2 separate regions of the Homo sapiens genome follow, and region 1 is linked to region 2. A link is an interaction called in ENCODE POLR2A ChIA-PET data of the cell type or tissue named here. Cell type or tissue: MCF 10A. All regions are shown on one strand. Each heading gives the region's core, and the rest is flanking DNA. Links, peaks and the distances in the headings are about the cores only. Region 1 has its middle 34 kb from the start of LINC01204. Region 2 has its middle 39 kb from the start of MIR222HG.

The links. Peaks named below come from ENCODE experiments on the same cell type or tissue, not always from the same donor. Only the 100,000 strongest peaks of a DNase experiment are listed, where the experiment ranks them.
Region 1: POLR2A ChIA-PET joins it to region 2 with 5 read pairs; 2 of 35 experiments call an interaction of 5 or more read pairs at or near these places.

Annotation. Positions count from the first base shown.
Region 1 is chrX:45,537,654-45,540,575 of GRCh38, forward strand. No RefSeq gene overlaps it. Among named protein-coding and RNA genes, the nearest start is that of LINC01204, 34 kb to the left of the region's middle. In MCF 10A, for the core only: no CTCF peak of the experiment used is centred there; no DNase peak of the experiment used is centred there.
Region 2 is chrX:45,807,359-45,810,280 of GRCh38, forward strand. No RefSeq gene overlaps it. Among named protein-coding and RNA genes, the nearest start is that of MIR222HG, 39 kb to the left of the region's middle. In MCF 10A, for the core only: no CTCF peak of the experiment used is centred there; DNase peaks (open chromatin) are centred at 423 and 1,403.

The sequences.
Region 1 (2,922 bases), core at 98-2,597, 270 kb before region 2:
GAAAATGGAAAGATTATTCCATGTTCATAGATTGGAAGAATCAATATTGTTAAAATGTCCATACTACCCAAAGCAATCTACAGATTCAATGCAATCCCTATCAAAATAACAATGTCATTCTTCACAGAAATAGAAAAAAAAATCCTAAAATGTATATGGAACTACAAAATACCCACAATAGCCAAAGCTATTTGAGCAAAAAGAACAAAACTGGAAGAATCACATTACCTGACTTCAAATTATACTACAGAGCTATAGCAAGCAAAACAACATGGTACTGACATAAAAACAGACACATAGACATATGGAACAGAACAGAGATCCCAGAAAAAAAATCCACACACCTACAGTGAACTCATTTTTTACAAAGATGCCAAGAACATAAATTGGGCGCCTCAAATTGTGAAACTCCTGCAAGAAAACACTATGGAAAATCTCCAGGATATTAGTCTGATAAAATATGTCTTGAGTAATACCAGACAAGCACAGACAACCAAAACAAAAATGGACAAATAGGATCACATCAAGTTTAAAAGCTTCTGCATAGCAAAGGAAACAATCAGCAAAATGAAGAGAAAACTGACACAATGGGAGAAAATATTTGCCAACTACTCATCTGACAAGGAATTAGTAACCAGAATAATATAAGGAGTCCAAACAGCTCTACAGGAAAAAGTCTAATAATTCAATTGAATAATGGGCAAAAGATTTGAATAGACATTTCTCAAAGGAAGACACACAAATGACAAACAGGCATATGAAAACGTGCTCAACATCACTGATCATCAGAGAAATGCAAATCAAAACTACAATGAGATATCATCTCGCCTCAGTTAAAATGGCTTATATTCAAAAGACAGGCAATAACAAATGCTGGTGAGAAAGAATGTGGAGAAAAGGGAACCCTCATACACTGTTGGTGGGAATATAAATTAGTACAACCAGTATGGAGAAGAGTTTGCAGGTTTCTCAAAAAGTAGAAATAGAGCTACCATATGATCCAGAAATCCCATTGCTGGGTATATACCCAAAAGAAAGGAAATCTGTATATTGAAGAGATATCTGCACTCCCATGTTTGTTGCAGCTCTGTTCACAATAGCCAAGATTTGGAAGCAACCTAAGTGTCCATCAACAGGTGAATGGATAAAGGAAATGTCATATCTATAATCAATGGAGTACTATCCAGCCATAAATAAAATGAGATCCTGTCATTTGCAACAACATGAATGGAACTGAGGGTTCATCATGCACGTGAAATAAGCCAGGCACAGAAACACAAACATCACATGTTCTCACTTATTTGTGGGATCTAAAAATCAAAACAATTGAACTCATGGAGATAGAGAATATAAGGATGGTTACCAGAGGCTGGGAAGAGTAGTTGGGTCAGGGTAAAGGGTAGGTGGGGATGGTTAATGGGTAAAAAAATAGTTAGAAAGGCATAGAGAATAAGGATATGGACATAGAGAGTAGAAGGATGGTTACTAGAGGTGGGGAAGGTAGTTGGGTGGGGGGAATGAGGGGGAAGTGGGGATAGTTCATGAGTACCAAAAAAAATAGAAAGAATGAGTAAGACCTACTATTTGATAGCACAACAGGGTCATTATAGTCAATTATAATTTAATTGTACATTTAAAATAGCTAAAAGTATAATTGGATTATTTGTAGCACAAAGGATAAATGCTTGAGGGGATGGATACCCCATTTCCATTGATATGATTATTATGCATTTCCTGCCTGTATCAAAATACCTCATGTACCCCATAAGTATATACAGTTAAATATATACACTGTGTACCCACGAAAATTAAAAATAACAAAAAGAATTGGAATAAAGAACAAAGGTGATTGACGAAGAAGTACATAAAATTACGATTTTATGAAAAGGTAAAAAATTCAGTTAAATATGTGTTTTCAATTCTGTGATGTTAGGTATGATGTGATTAACATTTTCTCAAAGAAGAACACAATTGCATGTTTGTTCTGGCATCATGTGGACCCAATGAATGTGAATCTGACTCAATCATGCAGTCCCCAGCATAATATTCTCCATACATCAAGACCTTTAAAAGACCTTCTTGACAGTGATAACACTCATCTTCTAAGAAAGAAAAATAAATTCAAGTGCCAGCTGCAGGTCTCATTCATGAGCTTTGAGTATGTTTTTTCTCTGAGCTGAACTTGATGAACTCTTGGCCTCTTAACCAACATCTGCAAGAAACTCAATAATGCCAAATGTATTCTAGGTTTTATGTATAATTTTATGGGCCACAGAGAAAAATCAGGTTGAAAAGCTGATTCTTTACAGCATTTCATGTGAATACTTCCAATAGAACCATCTCGCCTCTAAGTCTCTTCTTTGAGCTTCCAGCCACTGGCTCTCTCTCCTTACACAAACTGTGCTTCGAACAGTGCCCAGTTAGCTTCTTATCCTTGGTCCTCTTTTTTTATGGAGTAGATTCTTTCTCTGTTGAGGACTCTGGGCCTTGGAGACTCAGCCTTCCCTCTCTGTGTCCTTATCCAAGTATCTTCTCAACAAAGCTGGTTTCTGCCTACGAATAAATTTTTCTTCTAGACACTAACATCAATTTTTCTACTTTTAGGCATTTGCAAGGAAAGATCCCTTGCCTGTTGGAGGCTGGGATGTGGGAATCAGATTTCTTGGCTCTAAGTCTTGATTATGTATGTACAAATCCTTGGACACTTGTCTCCTGGAATTGTGCCCCTCTTTTCCCATAAAGCATTTGCAGCAGACTTTTCAGGCTACCTTCCAGGCACCAAGATCATTAAATGATACCAAAGTTGTGCTGGACCCAGGCCTCTAATTTCATCAGAAACCGATCTACTCAGAAGGCCAGCTTTCTTATTCCATACAAACTCTATTGGAAAAATCTACTTAATTAGAAGGAAAAAATTGGAAA
Region 2 (2,922 bases), core at 116-2,615:
ACAAACAAAAATTCCATTTCTTAGCGTACATGTCTCAGATTTAATTTCTCTATGTTCTCTGTGGTTTGGTTGTTTTACCTCCCAAGAAAAGCTTTCGTGAGACCACTCTTTACAAAAAGACAAACTGCCTTCACAGATGAATGGGTAAACAAAATGTGGTATATGTACATAATGGAATACTATTCGGCCTTAAAAATAAGGAAATCTTGTCATCTGCTATAACATGGATGAACCTGTTGGACATAAAGTTACATGAAATAAGCCAGACACAGAAAGACAACTGCTGCATGATTCCCTTTATATGGGGTATCTAAAGTATTCAAACTCTTAACAGAAAGTACAATGGTGGTTGTCAGGGGCTGCAGGGGAGAGGAAAATGGGGAGTTGTTCAATATACTTTCGGTTTTGCAAGATGAAAAAGTTCCAGAGATCTGTTGCGCAACACTGTGAATATATTAACACTACTATACTGTACACTTAAAAATGCTTAAGGTGGGAAATTTTATGATATGTTTTTTGCCACAGTTTAAAAGGTACCACCTTCATGCTACATTTTGGATACTCTAAATCGCCAAGTCAGCATTTTGATATTTAAAAATAAAGCAAATATTTGGGTGACTTATATCTTAACTGAAAATGAAAACCCTAAAATTAAATTGCTTTGAAGATTCAAAAAGGATAATTAAGAAGCACTTGAAACCATTGCTTGAGCCAAACCTTGTCATTTTAAGCATGCATGACATTTTCATAGCAGGAAGGGTCCTGGCATTCTTCTCAAATGGTATGTGTGGTATGCTGAATCGGCTTCTAAATCAAACGAGGCTGCTGATATGTAGCCTTTTAGCAAAAGAAGGATATATCACAAGACAGCCTTAGAGACTGAACACTGTGGCTATTATAACAAAGCGGCAAAATGAATCATTCATGCGTAGAGGGAGTATACAAGCATTACTAGCTACGGCTACTTTTTGAATGGTTCCCGCACCGGTTCCCCCTCTACCAAACCTCTCTTTACTCTCTCATTACTGTAAACACTAATCCATCATCCGTTCCTCTGAAACGTAGACGTTTCTCTAAGGAGACAACATTTGTAGAAACAATAACTCTTAAGTTGAAAGAGCAAAGTGGCAAGGCAAACTTATTCACACAGCCTTCCGTTCAGAAAAGCTAAACTCAAAGGAAACTGCACAGTTCTAAAGCTCGTGATTTCAACTTTCCACTGTAAGAATTATAATGTAAGGGAAAGAATTGGAATGCTGAAGACTATTTCCCCTATAACAGAAATCTGATGAACATTTCTGTAACTTGGCTATGGAGATTAAAAAACAAGTACTATATAACTGAATTTCCCAATAGCTCATGACTCCTTAGCTTTTGGGATCTATGATTCAGAACATTCTCCTTTTGCATTTCACCAGAGGCATTAGTGAGGTATGTGAAAACATGAACAAGATAGGAAATATATTTGCATAGTTTCTGTATGATTTGCATACTCCTCCACAAACTGTAATCTATTGAAAACACACACACACACACACACACACACACACACACACACACACAGAGTAAAGGTTAGTTTCTGAACGCCATAAGGCATGCCATGATTTTTCTTACTTCTGCCCCCGTCTCAATTAATTTGTACCTAATGCCACTATCACTGACACAGAGTACCATCTTAGAGGTACAGGAGATGAAAAACCAAGGAGAAGCAACCCTGTGAGGCTTTGTCCAGGGCAAGCCTTCAGTGCACATACTGGCCTAAGAAAGGCTGCGGTAGGTACATACCCAGGCACATTCTGGCAGGGGTCTGAGAAATAAAGGAGAGAGAACAGAACTGAACTGCAACGTCATGGTTCAAGCAATAATCTGTGTCCCAAGCTATAATCAGCAAAGTCTCCCAAATTCACATGCTGTTGAGCAAAAGAGAGGCCTTAACTATGAAGTGTGCAAGGCCTGGCCCTGCCCTTCTCATCCCTCCTCATCCAAAGGCCCCCTCCTTGCTCATACTTCATCACCCATCTTCTCCAAATCTAGTCATAGGAGCTGCTACTAAATGACTCTACATGGTACTTGTTCAGGGAAGTTGAAGCTCTTGTCCTCTCGGGAGTGTGTTCCTGTTTTAACAAAAAGTATCAGGCCGGGCATGGTGGCTCACGCCTGTAATCCCAACACTTTGGGAGGCCAAGGCAGGAAGATCGCTTGAGACTAGGAGTTCAAGACCAGCCAGGGCAACAAACTGAGACTCCCCGTCTCTACAAAAAACTTTTTAAAAAATTTAGTCAGGCATGGTGGCATGCGCCTGGGGTCCTAGCTACTCAGAAGGCCAAGAAGGGAGGATCACTTGAGCCCAGGAGATCGAGGCTACAGTGAGACATATGATGGTACCACTGCACTACAGCCTGGGGAACGAGGCAAAACCCTGGTCTCAAAAAAAAAAAAAAGCATCAAAAATCTTCCATCAAGAAAGACAGAAGCCCTGGGTGAGGACTCCTAGGGGCCAGAGACAACTGCTCCCGATGGCCAAAGCCTGTTCCCACCCCCTGAGCAGCACCAGGCTCCTGACAACAGCCCTGATGCACAAGTGGCAGGGCTGACATGAATGAACTGCTTCTTTCTGGTACTGTGCAGTCATGTACACCCCCCACCCAACCCCGTAAACTTCTTCCCCCTCTCAAATCAGGCTGGGTGTGCCACATGGTGATGTGAACAGAGTACCTGGGATCCTCAGACCAGAGGTTCAAACTCAACACCAAAGCAGACAGCAGGGCCTCCTCAAACCAGCCCTCTCCCGTCCCTGTCTAAATAAAGGAACACAAGAAACACATTTAACAACTCTTAGAATGACCTGGCCCCTCTAGCTTTCTAGTGACCCGACACTAATACAAGACACTGCTATAAACAGTTCCAGAATTAGAATCAGCA